3 separate regions of the Mus musculus genome follow, and regions 1 and 2 are each linked to region 3. Evidence: chromatin loops called from intact Hi-C (ENCODE). Cell type or tissue: left cerebral cortex. All regions are shown on one strand.

Region 1 (8,000 bases), 490 kb after region 3:
AAGGCAAGGAGATAGCTGAGTTCAAGGTCATTCTGGGACAAAACAAGTTCCAGATCCAGGTGTGGTGGTACACATCTTTAATCTGGACCACACTTTCTGCTGAAGACCTACATAAGGACATTGGAAGAAGGAGGATTCACGGTTCTCTGTTTGCATTTACTTGCCAGCACATTTGTTGGAATCTACTTCTATAGAAGACCAGCTGAAACAACTAGCCCTGTGAGACTGAGCAAGTACTGGATTTATTATTATTATATGTAAGTACACTGTAGCTGTCTTCAGACACAACAGACAAGAGCATCTGATCTCACTACAGATGGTTTGAGTCACCTCATGGTTTCTGGGATTTGAACTCAGGACCTCCAGAAAAGCAGTCAGTGCTCTTAACCACTGAGCCATCTCTCCAGCTCTCCTTCTGGCCCTGCTTGCTCAAAGCTGTCTTCAGACACCTCAGAAGAGGGCATCAGATCTCATTAAGGATGGTTGTGAGCCACCATGTGGTTGCTGGGATTTGAAGTCGGGACCTTCAGAAGAGCAGCCACTGCTCTTAAGAACTGAGCCATCATTCCAGCCCTAGATTCTTGAACTGTCAATTCACAGCTGACCATTGTTGGGTTAGTTGGACTACAGACTGTATGTCATCACAATTAATTCCCTCAATATAGAAAGACATTCTATACATACTGTGACTCTAGAGAATCCTGACTAATATAGTAAGGTCCCTGTATTCATGCTTGGTTTTGTTCCCTTGCTTCTATATATCCCTCTTTTCCTGGAATCAGACACTGTCTGTGAGATACTGGCCTTTGTACATGGGCTTGGGGATCTCCAGAAATATCAAGATTATACTTATTTCTTAGTCATATCTTGGTAGAGTAGGAGGAAGTTGTACTCAGCCCAAGGACCAGTTTCTCCTGAAGACTTTATGTGTATTGTTTCTTTTGACTCTTGTTTCTAGTTTTGCAGTTCCCAATTTAGTTTTCCTGTATGGTCCTGAGGCCATGATACCTGGTTATGTCCTTGTGTTAGAGTGATGTGGAGGAATCTGTGGGTTCTATAACAGACAGTGTCCATAAAATAAGGCACCATGGTCCATCTCTGTCCAGAGTTGTTGAGGACTGGTTTAAGCCACTTTGGAATCTATTAACACATTTTCCTCTCTCGTTTTCTATGTCTATCTATCTATCTATCTATCTATCTATCTATCTATCTATCTATCTATCTATCTATCATCTATCTATCTATCTTTCAGCATCAAAGAAAAGTAGAGGTAGAGACCCTCACAAAAGGGTCCCTTTGCATTCTTGGAACAATACTGCCATCAAGTGGAACTGCTTTCCTGCTCCTGCTGACAACCAAGTGTGCTGACAACCAAGCAGGACTGAGGGTAGAGTGAAGAATGCATAGGGACTCTGGTCCAAAATGGGAAGGAAAGGGAACGCCACTGAGCCCAGTTCTGGTGACTGGTGAGAGCATCACCATTGCCAGCACCTGAGATTCACGATGACCCAGGGCAATCACCACATCAACATAAGAAACACAGGCTTGGATATCCTGTGGCAGCCATGTTTATCAGTGTGGGGAGAAGGTTTCTGCCCTGGAGTCAGCATGTGCGGAGGACAGGTGTTAACCACCTGCCTTTGACTCCTTCATATCCACTTAGCATCGAGGAACAGAGTCTGTTGACTAACATACAGATATACATATAGTTTCCCACTGTCGAGTCATGGCAAAGTCAACATATAGCTATAACAGGGTCCCTGGGTTGAATCATTTTGTTTTGTGAACCCTAACCTGTAATTACCCCTATTTCCTGGAGTCAGATCCTGCCCTTGGGCTTCTGGTCTCCATTCACAGGCAGGTGTGTGCAGTGGTCCTCAGAAATACCACCAAGAGGTCTTTTAAATGTCTCTCCATCCTTCATTCTTTTCTTTCTTCCTCCCTCCCTCCCTCCAAGTCTGCCTTCTTCCCTTCCTCCTCTCCTTCCTCCCACACACCCTACTTGCTATTCTAGCATTCTCAGCCTCTTTCTTTCTGTTTTGTTTTCTCCATGTTTCTCCTTGTTTTCCATCTTTTCTGTATTTTGACTTTCTTCCTGTTCCCTTTGTTCTTTTGCTGTCTGTAGGAATTCTGTGGGTAGATTTCAGTGTCCAGTACCTATAAGCTAGGTGTTGGCCAAGAAAACATGATCCTTAGGACAATCCAAGGGTATGGGGCAGGACTGCAAGTGTGAGTTGCAGGTGGGGCGTTCTTAATGTTTGAGCCAACTGGGCATGTAAGTGAAAAGAGCAGAGGGTAGTGTTCTTCCTTAGGGCAATTCTCAGACAAGTTAGGAAAGTAGATGAGAGATAAGACCTGTGTTATATGGGCTGGTTTTACCACCAATGCCTCATTGACCAAGCCCACTAGCTGCAAAATGGACTTACCAGCAGGTCACCCCTCTTTCAGGCTTCTCTTTCTTAGGCCAACTTGCTAACAGTGCTAGAGAATATCCAGGATCAAGGTCAAGAAGGTGCCCCCACATGTGATGGTTGCCTAAAGTGGAAGGCTGCTCTGTCATCAACCAGAGGAATGGTGGATACAGCCAGGACCATCTTTAGTAAGTAGTGAAGGATGACTCTGGTTATTCTCAACTTGAAAGTGAGCTGGTATGGGTGTTTGTATGTCAGTGGGTATATTCTGAAGGTGTCTTCTGCAGAGGAAGGAAGGCCATAGAAGGTCCCCATAATGTGCATGGCAAAGCATCTCACCTCTGGAAGGCATGGCAGGCAGACCTTAGTTCAGTTGATCTAAAGTTAAGCCCATCGGGGACTCTGACGTTGAACCCCTTAGAGACCCAGCCCTCAGCTACAGCACAGATGGGCATATCAGCAGCACTGGGATCATAGAGTTGTGGCATCTGCTCTTTTGGGGGGGGTGTTGTCTTTGCTTATGACATGGTGGCTGGGACCCTTGTCTGGAAGGTTTGTGGATAGAATCCAGAAACCAGTCCATAGGTGTTTGGCCACCGGCCAGTGAGAAATCACAACAAGCAAAACCTGGGGAGTTTAATCAACAACAAAAGTCTTCCTTTGTCCAGAGCTTTGCAGAGATGGAGAGTGTAAATGTACTGGCAGGGTTGTCTTCAGGAGAAAGGGGAAGAGTTCTTTTTGTCTATGCATTACAGTCTCAAGGATGAGGTAGTAGGCCATTGAGGGTTTAGTTTCGAACTTTCCATGGGTCACAGTGTTGAGGATACTGTACCCATGTGCCAAAACAGAGTGCTTCAGGCTGAACTCATGGTGCTATATTTTGTCCCAGGAGAAGTCTCTGACTAGAAGTTTGTTTCCGTGGCTTCTCCTGACTCTTGCATCTAGGGAGAGGATCCCAATTAAGTTTTCCTGATTGGCCTTTATGCCTTGAGACTGGGCTCTGCCTTTCTTGGGGAGTGTCTTAATATACTGAGACAGAGATATCTATGGTTTCTAGACCTATAACATAAGATACTGTACATAAATAGGGCCAAGTCATGGCTAAAATATATTGGATTCCAGTGTTAAGTTTACCTTTTTCAATTGTTTTCCCTCCAAGAATGGCAGATAAAATGAACCGGGAAGGGTATCTTGGCATTCCTGATACTACACTGCCATCCAGTGGAACTGCTTTGCTGTTCCAACCAACACCTCCATGCCTTTCTTCAGCAGGTCTGGGACTGAGTGAAGGATGCTTGGGGATTCTGGTTCAAATACTGAATCAGTGGACAACCAGTGAACAAGTGAAGATAGCTTTAGCTAACTGGCCTCTTCTGACGTTAGCCAGGGTTTGGTTTCCTAGTTATAAATACAGCTACTACAGAATATGGGCTTTGTGATCTCACAGGAGCCATGTTTGAAACAGTGATGAGGAACACTGTACTAGATTCAACTGGGGGTGAAGATATGTGGGTAACTTGCTTTTGTCAAGGTTAGGAGTCTCCCCAATTGCCTTGGACCTGTTTTAAGGCACCTATCTGCATCTATACCACATTTCTTAGAATCACCCAGCACGCATGGGATTCTGGACTCTGTTTATGAGCTTCAGGGTCTCCAGAAATGCCACCTAGAGTCCGTTAGTTTCTTCATCATACTCTCTACTCCACTCTCCCTCCTTCCTCCCTTCTTCCTTCCTTTCTTCCCTACATCTTTTAATTCCCTCTGTTCCTTCCATGCTTAGATGCTCAGCCTGTTGTGGATGCTTTGTTTTCTCCCCCTTGTCTTCTGTATTTCCTGTCTTTGGATTCCTTTTCATTCCCTTCACTCTTCTGCTGTCCTTCAGGAGTTTTGCTGGAAGAGCTCTGTCTTGAAACTGGAAGCCAAGGTTCAACAACAAAATCAGGTCCCAGGCACAACCCACTGGCCTGGAAATTAACTGTAAAGGTGAGACATAGGCAGGACAATTTCTAGCCATGCCACAACAAAGCTTCACCTTCAAATCAGGTGGATAGTAGGCATAAGAGAGACAGCCACGCCAACTTGTCTAGGATGTACAATGTAATCATGCTTGCAACTAGACACCATGATGCACAGAGGACAACCTGCACATGGGAGGTTGCAGAAAAGACATCCTCAGAAAGTGATGATTGACAATGAACTTGTGAGGTAATAGGTGGGATGGTTAATAATGGTGAGACCATGGTTGTGGCAAGATGGTTCCAAAGGGATAGTTTGTAGCCTCTGCAATGGCCTGGCAGGCAGGCAGCCCCTGGGATGGAATCAGGATTCTTCGTTTGATGTTTTTATGCCCCATGACCAGGATCCTCCAGAGCATTAGCTTTCAGCAAAGGAAAAAAAAAGAACCTCCATTCCCAAACTCATCCACAATGAGGTAATGAACCAGAATATCCACTTGAAATCAAAGCCAGGGCCATGGACTCCTTAAGTTGAGATGTTTAGATGAAAAGAACAAAGTTTTTGGTTGGCAGCTACACTCTCTTATCTGCTAACAGTGCTAACAGTGGCTCATGGATCCAAAGACCTCATATTGGAGATTTCATTATATATAGTCCACATAGTCTTCTGTGCAACTTGGAACCTTTCCGTGTCAGGTAAACATCTATTCCTGTTCCTAGGCTCTGTGTGGAAAGATGACCATGCTTCCCTTGTGCCAACTGCCCATTTTCTTCTCTGTCCTATGATTCTCCCTGTCAGGAGACTCCTGAGTGCATGGGGGGAGGAGAGGGCAGCTAACCTTGAATCTGACTTTCAGAGTATCACAGTAATGGGGCATCTGCACAACCAGGGAAGTTCTGTATACATATCATGATGCTAGCTGAGGATTTTGTGAACATGTGCTAGTTAGTGTGTTCCTCCTGGGGTATGGGCGATGGGAGTGTGTTGACCCTGATTCCAGTTTCTCCCTAAAGTTTCATCTCTGTGGCTTCTAACAATATTTGCATCCAGTGGTGCATTTTCAATTTAGTTTTCCCATATGGTATTTATATCTTCAGGGTAAAAATCTGGCCCTGTGGTAGAATGACTAAAAATACTTGAACTGAGGAACTGAGTTTGATACACACACACACACACACACACACACACACACACACACACACACTCAAGAACCAGTAGTGTCCATTCAAAAAGATGCCAAGTCACATCATTTCTCCCCACCCCCAGCCCCCAAAAAAATCCAGGATTGGACTCAGCCACATTGTAGTCTTGTGGCAAATTGTTGGCCTGTTTTTTTCCCGAGTGGGGCAGAGGAGGAGAGATCCTTGGATAAGGGTCCCTTGATGTTCATGGAGCAATACCGCCATCAAGCAGAATTCTTTTCCTGTTTCTGAGAACACCTAAGTGTGCTGTTTCAGATGGTTTGGGGATGAGGAAGTGTGGATACAGGGTCACTCTGGTCCCAACATTGAAATGAAGGAGTCTTTAGCCAGCCTCACAGTACTGTGGCATTTCAGGGTCTAGGTTACCTGTTGGTGCACTCTCTTGCCAGTCCCTGAGGCATGCCTTGTCCCAGGGCAAAATCTACAGCACCACAGTAAATACAAGCTTAGATTTCCTGTGTCAGCCACGTTTGCCTGGGTGTGGAGAAGTTTTTGACCAAGAGTCAGCTGCCTTGAAGGACTTGTGGAAAACTGACTTTTGTCTCCATCATGTCCTCCTACCACCATCAAGAAGCAGAGACAGCCCAAGTAGCTATGAGCACAACAGGGACCCTGGATTCATTATTGCTTTTTTAACCCTCATCTATACCCATCCCCATTTCTTGGACTCAGACACTGCTTTTGGAATTTGGAGCTCTCTTCATGGGTTTGTGATTCCTAGAAATTCCACAAATACTTTACAAATCTGTCCATCTTTCTTTCCCTTTTTCCTCCCTGTACTGGCTGGTTTTGTGTGTCAACTTGACACAGGCTGGAGTGATCACAGAGAAAGGAGCTTCAGTTGGGAAAGTGCCTCCATGAGATCCAGCTATGGGGCATTTTCTCAATTAGTGATCAAGCAGGGAGGGCCCCTTGTGGGTGGGACCATCTCTGGGCTGGTAGTCTTGGATTCTATAAGAAAGCAAGCTGAGCAAGCCAGTAAGAAACATCCCTCCATGGCTTCTGCATCAGCTCCTGCTTTCTGACCTGTTTGAGTTCCAGTCCTGAGTTCCTTTGGTGATGAACAGCAGTATAGAAGTGTAAGCTGAATAAATCCTTTCCTCCCCAACATGCTTCTTGGTCATGATGTTTGTGCTGGAATAGAAACCCTGACTAAGACGCTCCCTTAGCCCATCCTTCTACATCTCTTCATTCTGAGGCATTGGGCTTTATCACTTCTTCCCTCCATCCCATGCTCCTAACCCCATTCTGTGCTTATAGTATACTTGTGTTATTAAAGAGAAGTTTGTGTGTGTGTGTGTGTGTGTGTGAGAGAGAGAGAGAGAGAGAGAGAGAGAGAGAGAGAGACAGAGAGACAGAGACAGAGACAGAGACAGAGACAGACAGATATAGAAAGACAGAGACAAAGACACAAATAGAAAGGACATTGCTTCTCCCGATGTCTATTCTGACTTCATCCTTCTCCATATGTTCAGATCCTTAGGAGAAAACAAGATGAAGTATTAAATTTCTCTTGATTTTGGCAACATGAGATGAAGACAGACAGGTCAAGGAAAGGGTGTTGGTATGATGGTGTGATACTGGCATCCTGGCAAGAGACAGAGGACTGGGTCCTCTGTTGTGTCTCTAGATGTCTATGTAGATACCACCAGAGAACCCTTTTGGTTCTACTGTAGATAGAGTTATCCATACTTGGCAGCATGCACACAGTAAAGAAAGACCTAGGTACAAGAGGGACTCTGTCTTTGGAGAAAGAAAGTACTGTCAAATATCTTGACTTTCAGTGGTGAGTAGGGTAGAGCAACTGGTTCACAGACAATGTGGTCATAATGTTTTTTGGGAATAGTTAAAGGGTTGTTTTAAAGACACAGCCATGAACATGATGGACTTGTACCCTTGGAGATGGGCTAACAGTTCTTTGACATACTCCTCAGTTGAGGGTTCTAGAAGCCTAATGTTTCATCAGAGGCTGAGGTGACTCAACACAAAAACTCATTTGAGCATTACAATATGGCTGAAAGGTACAATTGGATGTATAGACAAGTTATGGAATGCACAGGTTTGGTTCCCGGGACATGAAGGAAGGAATAATTACTCTATAGTATTGGTATATGTAAATGGAACACTGGGGTCTCTGGTTCTCCATTCTCTGGCTTTCCAGTTGGGAATTTGAAGATTTCCATGTGGCCAGAGGAACTGGTTTCAGGGAAGGAGATTTTGGCAAGTCTTGCAAGGTCGCACAATCTCAGGTCCTTGAAGTTCAGTCATGCAGATGTTCATGTTCAGTGCCTTCTGAATCTGCTGAGCAGCAAGTCTGTCTACTGCTAAGGCTACTGGAACTTTTATGAAAAATTCGGACATAAAACAACATATTAGAGAATTTTTTAGATATGAAGCTGTTAAAGGCATGATTATTTACATTCTGCTGCAT
Region 2 (8,000 bases), 130 kb after region 3:
AGAATAAATTATATAGCGGGACTAGAAAACTAGTGTAATATCCATAACTTAACTCACATTAACTCTCTCTCTCTCTCTCTCTCCCCTTTCCTATCAACTTTTCTAGGATGTGCCTTTTGGTAGCCCTTTGCAAGTACTGTTCACTGTACATGGAGCTCCTTTCCTCTTTGAGCAGTCGTCCTCTAAAAACGACGAAGAGGACCCACTGAAAAGTCCTTTGCGTTATGAAGCCTTCCTGAATCTGAATACGTACTCTTCTCTGTTCCTTGATCCCCCAATTTTTCTAACCTGGGATTGTTCCTGTACGGTTTAAGCGTTTAAATTTTTTTCTTTTTGATGAGCATATATTAATTATACATAGTGGGTTTCTATTATTTATACATAATGGGTTTCATTATAACATTTCTTTTTCTTTCTTTTTTTTTTTGTTTTTGTTTTTTTCGAGACAGGGTTTCTCTGTGTAGTCCTGGCTGTCCTGGAACTCACTTTGTAGACCAGGCTGGCCTCGAACTCAGAAATCAACTTGTGTCTGTCTCCCAAGTGCTGGGATTAAAGGCGTGCGCCATCATTATACCATTTCTAATATAATGACTTTGATTAAATTTCCCTCCATTAACCTATCCCGTTCCCCTCCCTTCCCACTGATTATCTTCCTCTTCCCAACTAGGCTTCTTTGTATATTATGACTTTTTTGTGATCCAATGAATTTTAGTAGAGTTGCTTACAAGGCCATGGTGAAGGTTTGTTTTCAGGAACATGGACCCTGCATCACTGAAGTAACCATTAAAGGCCTTTAGATCCACAGGAAAGGATGAGGCCACATGAATCTTCTCTCTCTCTCTCTCTCTCTCTCTCTCTCTCTCTCTTTTTGCCATTGTTGCTGCTGCATTGTGATAGGGTATTATGTAGTTCAAGCTGTCCTCAAGTTCCTGATGCTATTGTTTCCATTTCCCAAGTGCTGAGATTACACACACCCCAGCAAACAAGGCAGCTACTTCTTTCTGTAGTGCTAGAGATCAAATCCAGGGACTTATGCATGTTAAGTACAAGATTTATCACAGAGCTTCACCCGGAACCCATGCCTTTTAATTTCTTTTTATTTTTATTGGATATTTTATATATTTACACTTCAAATGTTATCCCCATTTCCAGTTTTCCCTCTGGGAACCCCCATCCCATCCTCCCTCCCCCTGCTTCTATGAGGGTGCTTCCCCACCCCCCACCCCGCCTCTCCACCCTACACTGGGACATTGAGCCTTCTCAGGACCAAGGGTCTCTCCTCCCATTGATGCCCGACAAGGCCATCCTTTGCTACATATGTAGCTGGAACCATGGGTCCCTCCATGTGTACTCTTTGGTTGGTGGTTTAGTCCCTGGGAGCTCTGGGGGGGTCTGGTTGGTTGATACTGTTGTTCTTCCTATGGGGCTGCAAACCCCTTCAGCTCCTTCAGTCCTTTCTCTAGCTCCTCCATTGAGAACCCTGTGCTCAATCCAATGGTTGGCTATGAGCCTTTTTAAAAACAAGTATGTATTTACTCTTTATGTGAAGCACTGCTCTAAGCAGAAAGCCATCTTGCCTACTGCACAATCAACCTAAACTGTTAGACTTTTATGGTTTAAATCCTGGATCTGCTAGTTATTAGCTGTGGGATTTTGGCCAATTCATTATACTTATTTTGTATTACAAATCTTCTCATCTGTGAAACAGGGATAGTAATATACTTATCTATAGAGACCATGTATCATTATTATTATGTGAATTTTAAATTTAACATGCTTGGGTTATAAACTTTACATAAATATTTTCTAATTTGTTCACAAATCTTTTTTTCTGCTATTCCTTAATCCAAAACAGTCTAAGAACGAAGGCTTCTTTTTAGTTCTTTTGGCAACAAAACATGATTGGAAAGAAAGCAAGGCCCATTCTGGTTTTTATTGATCTTTGCTTAGTATGACTGTTCATACATTTTGGTGCAGCGATCTAAAAGCAGCTGGTGACAGAGCTGGTTGAAGGTGTTATGTAACATGTCATATGTGCACCATGCTACCTTTCTAAACTGAAAAATTCACAATTCTGAAATATAACTGGTCTATGGGGTTTTAGATAAAGGCATGGGCTGTTATTTTTATAGGCACTGACTCACTTATCTCTCATCCCAACTCAGAAAAATAGGCATTTTTTTCCTTTTGGAAAGGAGATATTCTTATTACAATATCACTAATTTTACACAAGGGAAAAGATGTCCAAGTGACTTCACTGTTGTGACAGTTCCTGCATTTGACCCAAGTATCACCCTTCAGGGGTCTAAGTGGTTTTGTTATTTATTTATTTTTAGAGACAGGGTCTAGATAGCCCAGGAAAGCCTCAAACTTGCCATCCAGCTGAGGATGACCTTGAACTCCTGTTTTACCTGCTTCCACTTCCCTAGTACTGAGATACTTGGCATGGGTCACCATGACCAGTTTCAGGAGTCTGAGCATTTAACCACCTGCATCAGATCCTTTGTGTATATATTATGGCTTCCAATTTAGTGTTTTATGGGATTCCCTAGTGTTCAAATGAATGGGTCTGTTTCTTGGGCCTTCTCTTGGGCTCTTTTTCTTTTCTTTTATTATATTTTATTATTATCTCTTAGAAGCCTGTTCTGTTCCTTTCCTTTCTTTCCTTCCTGTTTTTATTTTGAGACAGGGTCTGTATAGTACTGGATGTCCTGAAACTAGCAAGATGGCCTTGGCCTCAGCGATCCACCTGCCTCTGCCTCCTGAGATTTGGGATTAAAGGCACTTGCTACCACTGCCTGGCTTTTTGTTGTTGTTTTTTTGAGACAGGGCCTCTTGGCTGCCCTGGATTAAAGGCCTGTACCACACCATGACTACCCTGCTGCCTGTTTGTTTTCTAATGGGAGGGGAGGTGGGAAAGAACTGGGAGGAATACAGATGGGGGCAAACTGTAAGATATCTATAGGTAGATATCTATACCTATAGATATCTTACAGTTTATGGGGATAGAGAGAAATCTATGTTCAATAAAAAAAGCAAAACAAATTATCACCTCATTAGAAGGATGTTCACTGTTCACCTGTTATCCTACCATTACCCTTTCCTATAACCAAACTGGAACTAACACTGAACCTGCTTAAGTCCCTGCAAGGATGGGACTTAATCAACCAGCTGTCCACCTGGCTCGGATTGTTGGATTAAGGATTAAGAATAAACCTTTTAAGGTTTTGAAGAACCTATGATTTAGATTTATAGCTTTATTCTTTAATCTGCATGAAATTATAGTATGATCCTCATATGTCTGAGCCAGTTCAAGGTTCTTTTAGCAGAAACAGTGTTAGGCAGCTGTCCAAATTAGAGTGCCGAGGGACAGTGGATCAGAGTCCCGCCCCCGCCCCCCCCAGCTCTAAGGGACTAAATATTCCCAACACCAGATTCTTTCAGAGGCCTATAGAGTGCAGTGTGACCCCTAGTGGCAAAAACAGGCAATTTCACCGCCTCCTCTGAGCTATGCCAGAACCCAGCAGCTGAGTGAAATCTGATCAACTACTAGCTTATCAAAGAGACAGGCTGAATTTGATTGCTGCTTTTTTTTTTTCCCACACAGGCCTTACCAGGAATCCTAGTTACCTGCCCTTCCCAGAAGGCTTTCTTTCCACTCCTCACCTCATTCTCTGGGTGCCTTAAAACAGCTTAGGACACAACAGACAGGAGCCCTTGCATATTATAATCCACACATTCATAGGGCAGTAAGAAATGTCTCAAAAAAAAGGAAGAAAACAAAATAATAATACCCTCCAAAAGGTGGACTGTATTATGCTTCCCATTTTGCAGACAAGTGAGTGAAGTGTGGAGAAAGATGTTAAGTAACCTGCCTAAGGTCTCACCCTTGGAGGAGCTGCTGGATGCTGGCAGTCAAACTGAGCACCCCTAGCCAATCAAGGCCAGTTCTCAAAGAAAACATAAACAGGCAAGATCCCAGAGTGACAAGTAGGACACTTCCCTGAAGAAGCGATGTTTGGTGGAGGGGAGGTAGCAAGTCATATTGATGTCCATGGGAAGGATAATTCTGATAAAGAGAAAAGCATATATAAAAGCTCTAAAGTGTCTACCTGAGGCCATAATGTTTCTTGCCAGGTAGAGTTTTTCCTCTGCACGATCCAATGCATGGAGTAACTTGTTTGTTCTTGCAAAGTTGTTCTGTGCTGATCTTCACAGCCTCATACTCTGCCCTGTTCTGCCTGTGTGACTTTGAGCAAGTTGTTCAACCTCTCTATGCCTTGTTCTATATCTGTAAAATAGGGTATCTTACTCTCAAATCAAAAAATACTTTTTAAAAATGAGGACTCAATGTGTCTCTATATATGTAAAGTACTTAGAAAACTGTCTGTAGCACATGCTAGAAATGCAATAAACATTAGCCCTTAGGTTGTATGGCATCCTTCTCCCTCCCCCTTAACTTTCTGTACGACTTCACCATCTGGCTTCCATAATTTCTATGACCTTGACTTCTATCCCTCCCTCTCAACTTGTTTCCAGTCACACTGGCTTTTGAACATGGTAGCCATAATCTGGGCTTCAGGGTCTTTGCATTGAGTGTTCTTTCTGGTACATTCTTCCTTTACACAATATGGCTTACTCCTTTGTTTCTTTCAGGCCTTAACTTATGAGTCACATTTCCAAGTGTAGCATGCCTTGTCTCTAAGAGTTCAAATACCTTGATACTCTAGTCCTATTTGCCCCACTTCATGTCTGTTCCTTAGCCTTTGTATAATGTGGTATTTCATTTTACCTATCTATACAGTCTGTCTCCCTCACTTTTAGTAATGCCTGCCTGCTTTCTATGTACAGGGATTTCTGCCTGTTTTGCTTCTCTATATCTCCAGCATCTACAATAAGTGCCTGGTACTCACTAGGTGCTTAGTAAATAGCTGTTAAATATTTAAAAAGTCGTAACTGACATCTTAATTAATTCCTACATTCCCTTTTTTATCTGCACTCCCCTTGGTGATGTCTGGGATACAATTTTCATTGTCAGTTTTGTGACAGCATCTCACTCTGTAGTTCAGGTTGGTCTGGAATTCGCTATGTCACCCAGGCTAGTTTTTATTTCCTGTAAATTCTCTCTTGGTCTTCCATGCTGGAAATATATAGCCGTGAGCCATCATTCATCGTCTAGATACTACACCCCCCAAGTTAATTTGTGCAGCAGATTATTCCAAGCACCTACTGTACAGAGGTATATTTTTACATGAAGGGCAGATAAAGCCTGTAAGTTCCCATAGGATGTTTATTCTGAGGAGGATAGACAGATATCTATTTATATAAGCTATATAGCATGTCTAACCATGACAGAGTATAAAGGGCCAAAGCAAGCAGGAAAGAGATCTGAACCCTGCTCGGTATACAAAATCAGATAGTCAAAGAGAGGTGGGTGTTGACTACTTTGATACAAAAAATGATATTTGAAACCTTTTTATGTATATACCTTTATACATTATATCCCAAGCACCAGTGTGACAAATACATGTTTTACTAAAATTACACTACCCAAGATGCAAAGACATGAAAGCACTCTCTGAAACATCTTTTCTATTTGTGCCTTTTCATATCACCAACATCACATTTCCTTTACGCTCATTTTATTCACAAATCAAATGACATTCTTACAAATATCTTTAGTGTGTTCCCTGCACAGGGTAGTGAAAAAATTCCTTTGGGTATGGCAAGTGTACAGTACCTTGAAAGTTACCATACAGAGATGTGGGAGTAGTGTTAATGGAGAAAGAAGAGCTAATGCAAAGGCCCTGAGGCTGGCCTGTACCGGCTGTTTTTGAGAAGCAGTGAGGTTAGCATGGCTATAGCATGGATCTGAAATGTGGAGATGAAAGAGATAAGGTCAGTGAGGTGACTTGTTTAACCCACACATTTTTTTCACACTGGAAAGGCTATAGTTCTGACTCCCCCATTTTAGCCCAGTACAGGAAGAAAGTAGTTAAGTCATTCATGTAAAGTCACACCACTGCTAGGACTTGAGCTGATGGGTCCTGAGAACAGAGTAGAATGGAGACAGCTCTGTTGTCAGAAAGAACAGCAGAAACAAAAGCTGGGTGATTGAAACTAATTTGGCTGTTAAGGAATGTGCCCTCATATGGGATGCAATGAGGTGAGAGAGGGGCATGTCAAAAGTGTTCCCCTATCTAAGTAGTTATTGGGCCATCTGTGAACCCACATGCCCTAGTTTTCTCAGTTATCTGTCTCACAGGGCTATGATGAAGACTGGAGACTATAAGCAAGCTGGAGACTATAGAATACTGCCTGGTACACAGCAAGTGTAAAGTATAAAGTTAGATCCGACTGTCATTAGCAATAGTACCACTACTATAGTTGAGAACTATAGCAAAGTAAAATGCCTAGTGGCTAAGAGTGTTTATGAGGGCTGGGCAGTGGTGGCACACGCCTTTAATCCCAGCGCTTGGGTGGCAGAGGCAGGCGGATTTCTGAGTTCGAGGCCAGCTTGGTCTACAGAGTGAGTTCCAGGACAGCCAGGGCTATACAGAGAAACCCTGTCTTGAAAAAAAAACAAAAAACAAAAACAAAACAAAAAACAAACAAACAAAAAGAGAGTTTATGAGGAACATGGCATATATTAAAAGTCCCTGGGTTTTACAAGTACACAGGACTTCCTAGGAGATGGGGGCAGAGAAGACTGACCCAATACATAGGAGGAGGAGGAGGGAAATAAAGTACAAAGCCTATCTATCCCCTTTGGGGAGGGATTGCAAGCTCTGAGGATTTGAGAGACTGTAAACACTGGGGTGGCAGAAGGCTTCTGAACAGACTCATTCATTACAAAAGTGAGATGTGGTTTAAGCTGATACCTATACAACCGCAGAGAAGAAAAGCCATCACATAATAATTAATTAAAGTGAAGGATAGGACAAGGCCATAGACTGGGCTGTTGAAAATGAAAATAAAAATTGCAAAGCACCAAACTGACCCACTGTTAAAAGGAAGCAGCTCAAAGACTGGAGTCTACAAATAAGGGAGAAAAGTTAGGGCGGTGATAACTAGAGGAATATGAATGCAAGCATGCAAACTAATTCACAGTAAGATGGGGGCAATGGGAGGAGGTGGATAAAGTCATGGGCTTATGCACTGGGGACTCAAGGGGGGCAATAATGTAAACTTAGGTGGACTCACTGTTGAACAAACAATGGGGTGTCTTAAGTGGGAACAGTGCCACAGATTGATTCACTACAATAAACATGAGGGGTTCAGTAAACAAAGCCACAGAAGGTTCCCCTTAAATTTGAGGCTAGGGGAAATGGAAACACTTTAGACACAGCTACGACTAAAGGGGGACTGGACAATGCAACAGACTGGTTTCCAATAAGTGGGGGTTGGGGAGGGCAAGACCACGGACGAGTCCATTAAGTTGGGGTGGGGAAAATCATAAGCTCACAGACAGATCCATTATACAGACAGCAGGATGTTAGCCCACGTTCAGATCTACTATAAAGGGCAAAAGGAGCAGGCAATGCACACACAGGGGCAATCAGTTGATGGTAGTGGAGCCAAATACCAGCAGGCTGGGCCAAACCACATCCCTTGCGCGGGGGTGAGGATACGTGGGGTCATGGACAGGGTCCTCCACCTTGTGGGCCTGGGCTCACCTGCGAGTGGCGCGGCGGTGGCAGTGGCAGCTCCGGGGGGCGGGGGCTCCATACGAGGCCCCACCGCCCCCCAGGCCCCGGTTCCAAGGCGGCGGCGGTGGTGGCGGCGACAGCAGAAGCAGCAACCAGAAGCCGCCCCTGCGTTTCCCCACCGCTCACGTGGGCTCTCATGGGAGGAGCCAAGCGTCCTCCTGCTTGCTGATTGGACAAAATGCCAAGGATCCTAAGCACAGGGGCCTGGGTGGTGGAGGAATACTAACAGAGCTGTAACACAATTGGCTTAAAAGGGATTGATGGACTGCGGGTGGCCAACTGAATCTATAG
Region 3 (8,000 bases):
GTCTGCACTCAGACAATCGTTTCCTTACAACAGTAGCTGTTCGGCTACTGGGAAGTCCCTGGGGCCTGGGACTTAGCATTTAGTTTCTCCTTCTGACTAAATGGAGTCTGAAAATGAAATGAATTTAGAATAAGTTTTTTTTTTGCTTGTTCCATATATATATTCAGGTAAAATATACACATTAAATAAAAATAAATACGTTTTTAAAATACTTGCTGGGCTGGAGAGATGGCTCAGCAGTTAAGAATGGACATTGCAGCTAACCATGGTGCCACATACATATAATTCTAGAGGCAGACAGATCTCTGAGTTTGAGGCCAGCCTGATCTATACACCAAGTTCCATAACAGCAGGAGAGACACAGTGAGAACCTGTCTCAAAAGAAAAACTAAAACCAATAACAAAACAACCTCCCCAAATTTCACCCCATAGTTGGTTGAAGTATGGATATGAGACCTATAGATTTGGAGGACCATATTAAAAATGATGGAGAAACAGAGTGGGAGGATACAACCATGATCAGAAAGTAGATTCCTCCACTTAATATATGGCTCTCAAGTTGCCATTTCTACCTTAGCTTTGACAATTGGAGAACTGTCATGTATTCTTGGTTCTAAAGCACACTATTTCCCATTCTAATGCATCCTGAGATTCTGATGAACAGCATGGGTGAAGTGAGTGAGAAATCCTTCCAGATACTAGGGCAATGTGGTTGGGTGTCAGGGTGGCCTAGGACATACAGCAAAAATAGCTGCGGCAGATAGATTCGGGAAGTAGGGAAAATGACAGTTGTCATTTCCTGGTCCCTTTGATGCCCTCCTCCTAGACACGTGTAGTGGTTGAAGGCACAAGTCTTATTTGTGCCCTGCAGCTTGGCACAACGACAGGAAGTAATGTAGACAGGTCCACCCCCTCCCTTCCGTGCCTGAGTCAGTTCCAGATCCTGACTCATGCCTCCATTGACTCAAGTCATGGTGACAAATTGGAAGAGAGAGGCCATGCCAGGTGCAGAGAACAAAAGAGGCCAACACTTTCCTGAGCAGAAGAAGAGGGACAGGAATGAGTCAGGGTGGCTCCACTTCTCACCCCCACTCCTCCAACATCTTGCTGCCAGGTCCTCTCTGACGCCAGGCCAACCAGGCATGTGGGGTGGGGGAAAAGGACAAGTTTGTTCGGCAGTTTTGACAGACATAGACCTCAGTCCGTCTGCAACCAGAGCTGTGCATCGAGAATACAAGAGATAGGACACTCTTTCCATCACCCTTTCAGTCCAAAGGACCAAGATAGAATGCTCCTCCACATTTGGGTGAAAGATGCCGAAACTTCCTCCTCTTACATGGTGTTGTCTGCTGAGGTTTCCCTTCTGTGCCTCTGTGGGGGGGGGGGGGTAGGGGGTGGGAGTGGGGGGAGCAGTGCGAAAGCAGATTCCTTCCCTGGTCCAGTGCCCTCACCCACATAGAGTCAAGTGATCAAATAGAAAGGACTAGCTTAGGAAATCCCTGGAAGTGGTTGGTGCTTGTTTAGTTGGGGAGGAGGTGTTACACATGCACATGTGTGTGATATGCACTCTCAGTATGGCCCAGATTGTCTCGAGGAACTCATCCTACTGAGTAGCTGGGACTACAGGTAGTGCAACCATGCTTGCCACAGTGCCAGTTTAGTGTCTTTTTTTTTTCACAACGATGTATTGGGCACCAAATTGTGCCTAGCCCATATCATCTGGGTCTCTTTAAGTTCCATCTATCACGCCAAAAGCCTTGATGCATAGGTGCTCTGAAGCTCCCTAGTAGGAATCACAGACTTGGAGTGGAAATCTGCCTCGTTTGTCTGATACATTTGTATGGTGTGTGTGTGTGTGTGTGTGTGTGTGTGTGTAGTTTCTAGGAACCTGTAAACTGGAGTCTAAATGTCTGGCTTCTAGTGCCAGGTGTGAATAGACTTGGCCAATTTATTAGACTGAGAAATTCTTAGCTTTTTTTTTTTTCTTTTGAGACAAGGTTTCTCTGTGTAGCTCTGGCTGTCCTGGAACTCACTCTGTAGACCAGGCTGGCCTCAAACTCATAAATCCGCCTGCCTCTGCCTCCCAAAGGCTGGGATTAAAGGCATGCACCACCACTGCCCCGCAATTCTTAGCTTTTTTTTTTTTTTTCAGCAGAGAAATATTAATAGGAGATCAGGAGGCCTAGGATTTTTAGATTTGAGAAGGGGCTAAAAGATGAGCGTTGTTGGTCAAAAGATGGAATGCCTGGGTAGAAGTAGAAAGGAAACAGATGTGTCTCTCTGACAGCTGAGGTTTAATGGGGAACCCTAATGTTTTCCTCAAATCCTGCCCCTATAACAACCAAGTTGCAGCTTGTATCTCTTCTTTTGTAAACAAAGGGAGGATCATACTTCATTTGAATATCAGTTCATCTACACTCAACCAATTTCAAAATATGGGAAAGTACTTCCACATCTACAAAAGGTTTTTGTTTTTTGTTTTTTGTTTTTGTTTTTTAGTTTGAATTTTTTTTTTGTCTTCTCTTTTCATTATTATTTGATTTTTGAGACAGGGTCACTGTAGCTTAGGTCAGCCTAGAACTCACTATACTACATATAGCCCAGCCTGGCCAGGAATTTGTGATCTTCCTGCCTTAGTCTCTCCTGTTACAGGATTAGATTTAAATTAATCTTTCTGTGTTGTGTCAGTAATATTTTTGATGGTTTCATAACATTTTAGAGAAACCATCTATAGGTTTCCTTAATTTCTTAGTCCACACTTTCCCATACAATATTTGAATTCAAATGTTTCCTCTTACAGAAAATACAAGTACCTTTAAACATATACCTTTCAATTAATATCTATCATCTATCTACTTATATTGATTAAGAGAGGATGAGGATGGAAAAGAAGATGGGGAAGATACTAAGAGGTGGGAAATGGAACAGATGATTAGTCCACGTAGCAAACCTAGATCCTGATGATGGCGCTTAGGCAGGCAGAACTGTAGCCACCACTGCAATGCGCGGTAGGGAGGCAGCCCCTCCCTGGGACTGCGGACTGCGTGGGGACGCCATCATGCTGCAGACCTTGGCCTTGGCCTCAGGCGGTCTCTGGCACCCCCTGGCGTTCATGCTACAACCATCAGTTCTGGTTTTCTCTCCCCGCCCCCCTTCTCCACTTTGCATCTCCTGGGCTTTCTCCTGGCCGTTCCCTCCCCTGCCTCGTCGAGCCCTCCCTCGTGTTAATTTCAGAGTCATCTCCCGCGGGCACTCTTGCAGAACTAGCTGGTGTTGCTAGGCCTAGAGAGAATAGGCAGACAGAAGAGCCCGGAATGGCTGGCCAGCAGGGCTCATGATACAAGCCCCTGTGGGTACTGCGGCCGTGGGAGTTAATCTCGACCTGCCGCAGCCCCTGGAAATCTCCGGACTGAAGCCTCTGCAATGAAGCAGTACCTTCTGCTTTCTGGCTCTAAGAGGAGCTGCCAAAAAGAACAGAACAATTTTGGGTTGGTGATTGTGGCGCTTGAAGAGTCATGGACTCCATTCGCCTAGCTGCAGGCAGAGGAATTGGGATGTGAGGGAGGTCCAGAACACTCTGGGCTCAGGGATTTGCCAGTCCTAGGTTCATGTCCCAATAAATGCCTAGATGGCATCTCAGATGGCAAGACAATGTTTTTAAGAGCCAGCAGAGGGAGTTGTTGGTGCTAGGAACCAGCCTCCTCCCCAAGTCCTTTTCAACCAGATAATACCCCTCCCTATTCATCCATTTTGCATCCCCTTTCCTCTTTTTCTCAAGTCCAACCCTGTTTAGTTCTGGGTTTTACTCTGCACACACATGCACACGCACACACACACACACACACACACACACACACACACACACACACACACACACACTGCCCCCGGTGCTGCACAAATCCGCTAGGAAATCACTCCAAGTGGGAAACAGTTAACATTTCATCATCCAGCAAATCATGCTTTGCCACGCCTCTGCTTGCCTCTGTTTGCTTGGACCAGACAGACTATCTCTGCTGCCACCCTGGGGCCAAAGACTGTATGACCTGACCCAAACCCCACAGGACGGATTTCCAGGCAAGAGACATGACCCTCAGTAGACAAAAGTGAAGGTTGATTCCAGAAAGCACCGAGCTGCTGCTTGCTCTAGGGACCCTACAGATGTAAACAGTAGGGCCACTTCACCTGTGCGGCTACCGAGAGGAGGGAAAGGAACCTATTAACACCGAGGCTAGGGGTTCCAGCTAAGACACTGAGTCACTGGGACATTTTAGGTCTCAGGACGTGGATACTTGATTGGAGCTCACAAAAACTTGGGATCCACACATATTTTCCCATTTCTATCAACTGGGCTAGCTAGGTCATCTTCATTTATCTGTCTACACAATCATATGTGTCGATTTCCTTGACCACTGAGATGCAAAGGGGTATAAGAAGAGCTCTGGGGAGGAAGACAGGGCCACATCACATTCAAGTGCAGTTAGGGACCGCAGAAGACCTGTTGTAAGTCTGGGGATAGAAAAGGGGGTGCAACCTTTCTTGCACTTTATAAAGGGCCATGGCTAACACCCTTTAGCCAAGAGTAGTTAACACAAGGAAAGCATATGTGCGCGCACACACACGCACACACACACAAATATGTCTTCTCACAGTTTTACTTGATACAGTGTTACTGGGGAAATGCGGACTCCCATTTGGATTCTTAATAAAAAGAATTTCAGCCAAGGCTACACAGAGAAACCCTGTCTCAAACAAACAAACAAACAAACACAACAAACAACAACAAAAAGAATTTTAAATCAGACTGAGAATGAAGCTGAAGGACTATTTTATAGAATTTAAAAGAAAAACAACAGAACAGGTGAGCTGTAATCTTGCCAGCTGCCGAGTGAAGGGAGAGTTAGTTATACTCCTCCTCCCTCCCTCCCTCCCTCCCTCCCTCCCTCCCTCCCTCCCTCCCTCTCTCCCTCCCTTCCTTCTTCCTTCCATCTTCTTTTCATTTCTTTTAGGGCTTTGGTTTGGTTTGGAAACCTTGTGTCTCCTCCCCACTATTATCACTATGCATCTCATTGTGCCCGCTATGTCAATTTGGTGGTTGGCACATAACTAGAGTATGGTCAAGTAGGTTAATGTAAATGAAGAAAATATCTAATAAAAAAAAGAAAGGTTAGATTCCTTAGCATTATTTTTAGTTCTGAAACAACCTAATGTCTTATTTACCAATTCCTTCTCTGTCCAAAACTTTCCCTCTTTTGTAAAATAGCAATTTTATTCATTATTAAATGATTTTTTAATTCTCATTTTTAAAAAAGTAGGTTGCAATAACCTCTCCTGCCACAGACAGGATGTCTCTGACACCTACAGATTGGTAGATCTCTTATGAGTTTGAGTGAGTGTCAAAGACACTATATATAGTATAGGCGCTAATCTCAAGTGCAGGAAGTAATAATCTCAGAGATATGTGATAAAAGGTTAATCATCTCTGGTTTTGGCCAATGGCAAGCTCGACTTATTACTAAATGGCCAATTATGGAGTGGGAATGATAGCTCAGGGTTTAAGAGGACTGGCATTTCTTCCAGAGGATTCAGGTTTGTTTCCCAGCACACATAGCATACAACCCTCTGTAACTCCAACTTTTGGCCTCCATGAGCACTTGGCACAGAGGTAGTACACATGTATACACGGAAGCAAAACATTTACAGGGTTCTACAACCACTACTTAGTTCTTTAACATTTTTTTTTTGTCTTTTCGAGACAGGGTTTCTCTGTATAGCTCTGGCTGTCCTAGAACCCACTTTGTAGACCAGGCTGGCCTCGAACTCAGAAATCCACCTGCCTCTGCCTCCCCAAGTGCTGGGATTAAAAGAGTGCACTACCATGCCCAGCTCTTAACATTTATTTTATATTTGACTACACCATGAAGAGTGAGCACTAGTCCTGCTAAAGTACAGATGAAACAAAAACAAACAAACGAACAAGCCGGGCGTGGTGGCGCACGCCTTTAGTCCCAGCACTCGGGAGGCAGAGGCAGGTGGATTTCTGAGTTCGAGGCCAGCCTGGTCTACAAAGTGAGTTCCAGGACAGCCAGGGCTACACAGAGAAACCCTGTCTCAAAAAACTGAAAAAAAAAAAACCAAACAAATAAAAAACTACTTTAAAAAATAATACATTCTGAAAAAAAGAAAGTCAGTTTCGTTGTAACAAAATACATAACTTCCTACAGTGTAGTAGTTACAGTCTTAGGTAATTATCCTAGAAATGAATACCCCCAGTCACATTGAAAACTTTACTGGAACGATCATAGCAACTTTATTAATAACAAAAGTGGAAGCATCTTGTCTTCCATAGTCACATGAGTGGGTAAGCCATGGTGTATCCTACCATGAAATGGCACCCAGTGATAAAAAGGAACAGTCAGGCATAGTAGCACACATCTGCAATCCCAGCCAGCAGTCAACAGGTGAAGGCAATAGTTCAAGGTCATCTTTGGGTACTACTATAGAGTTGTTCACTAGAGTTCAAAGCCAGCCTAAGCTAAATAAGAATCAGTCTTTTTTTAAAGGAAATTAATTATAGGTAAGAAAATATTGATACAATGGAATAACTTAGATGAATTTTCAAGGCTTTAAACTGAAAGACTCCGAGAGGAGCCCCTCGCTCAGGCCTTGGGACAATAGCAGACACCCAAGAACTCACGAGAGACCAAGCTTGATATAAACCACATGAGGCTTTATTGGGGAAAGCCAGAGCTCTGGGGGCGACTCATATCCCATGCAGGGGTAGAGGAGTCAACCCCAAGGGGAAAGGGGTCCCAGTTTTTATAGGCCCTCAGGGGGGAAAAGAGAAGGGGGGAGAGTAGGGGATTTCCAGATCTAAACAATGTCTATTCTCAAGAAATGGGTATGGGAGGGGTACAAGGAAAGAGTCTGGTGTAGGTGAAGCAACTCCAGATTGGCCCGGCTGTGGTTGCTGGGGAGATTTTCCAACTCTTCCCCAGCAACCAATATCACAAACACCTACCAGTGAACTTCAGCAGTGGGCACACACCTGGGTTCAAGGAACGGTCAGAACATTGGCAGACACATGGGTTCTAGGAGTGGCCAGAGCATTGTGCACCTCTATTTTTCCAAATCAGTGAAGCTAGTTCTGCTAACACTGATGTCTATCTTGCCAATTTCAGGGCTTCTGTGACCTTTTACATTCTGTCAGGATCTTTCAAAACTAAGTGGAAAAAGCCAAATCTGGATGAGCACACATGTGGCCAGGCCTAGTGGTCCATACCTCTAATCCTAGCACTTGGGATGTGGAAGGCCAGATGAGTTCTAGTTTGAGCCTAGGCTACACAACTAGATCTAAGGCAGCCTGGGCTACATGGTATCCTCTCTGCCCAAACAAAATAATGTATCATATATTTTTTTTGCTTTGTTTTGTTTTGTTTTGTTTTGTTTTTTTCGAGACAGGGTTTCTTGTAGCCCTGGATGGCTGGTCTCAAACTCAGAAACCCACCTGCCTCGGCCTCCCAAGTCCTGGGATTAAAGGTGTGTGCCACCACTGCCCGGCTTATATTTCTATTTATATAGCAGTCTTTTAATGACAGAATTTGAGGGATAGAGCAGATTAGTGCCAGATCTTGAGGACACAGATGGGAAGTACATAAAGGTCATGACTGTGGTCCTGAGTCAGGGCAGTAGAAGAGCCCTTTGGGGCTGAGCTGTTACATCGGAGTGCATCTCTAGCAGATGTGATCAGTGGAGGAAATCTGGTGAAGGCCATGAAACCCTTTTCTATGTCGTTACAGCTGCATGTTAACCACATCCTTAAAGTCAAAGTTTAATTTTATCAGGTATGTTGGCACTTGCCTATGATCTCAGCTACTTTGAAAGTTGATGAGTTTGAACCTATGAGGCCAGCTCTCTAAAGAACAAATTTTAAAATTATGACAAGTGATATCAGAGGCCACCAGCAGGATGGTCATCTATGTAGTTCGCTCATGGCATATAGT

The links. Peaks named below come from ENCODE experiments on the same cell type or tissue, not always from the same donor. Only the 100,000 strongest peaks of a DNase experiment are listed, where the experiment ranks them.
Region 1: it touches region 3 in a loop (5-fold over the local background); 2 of 42 quality-filtered maps call a loop at or near these places.
Region 2: a loop joins it to region 3, with 3 times the contacts of the local background. A loop is called at or near these places in 12 of 42 quality-filtered maps.

The regions. Positions count from the first base shown.
Region 1 is chrX:21,304,820-21,312,819 of GRCm38, forward strand. It overlaps Gm6938 (predicted gene 6938), which reads right to left. Exons shown (of 3, transcript NR_033482.1): 3 at 7,391-7,908. Among named protein-coding and RNA genes, the nearest start is that of Gm6938, 26 kb to the right of the region's middle. In left cerebral cortex, CTCF peaks have their summits at 1,349 (motif pointing left) and 3,653 (motif pointing left); a DNase peak (open chromatin) is centred at 3,642.
Region 2 is chrX:20,942,764-20,950,763 of GRCm38, forward strand. Elk1 (ELK1, member of ETS oncogene family) reads right to left here and starts at 7,845. Exons shown (of 6, transcript NM_007922.5): 1 at 7,677-7,845. In left cerebral cortex, a CTCF peak has its summit at 3,479 (motif pointing left); DNase peaks (open chromatin) are centred at 2,045, 3,479 and 7,961; H3K4me3 peaks cover 1,365 bases; H3K27ac peaks cover 567 bases.
Region 3 is chrX:20,816,245-20,824,244 of GRCm38, forward strand. It overlaps a transcript of Araf not described here. Among named protein-coding and RNA genes, the nearest start is that of Gm26065, 20 kb to the left of the region's middle. In left cerebral cortex, CTCF peaks have their summits at 3,089 (motif pointing left) and 3,999 (motif pointing left); DNase peaks (open chromatin) are centred at 944, 3,112, 3,627 and 3,963; H3K4me3 peaks cover 926 bases; H3K27ac peaks cover 969 bases.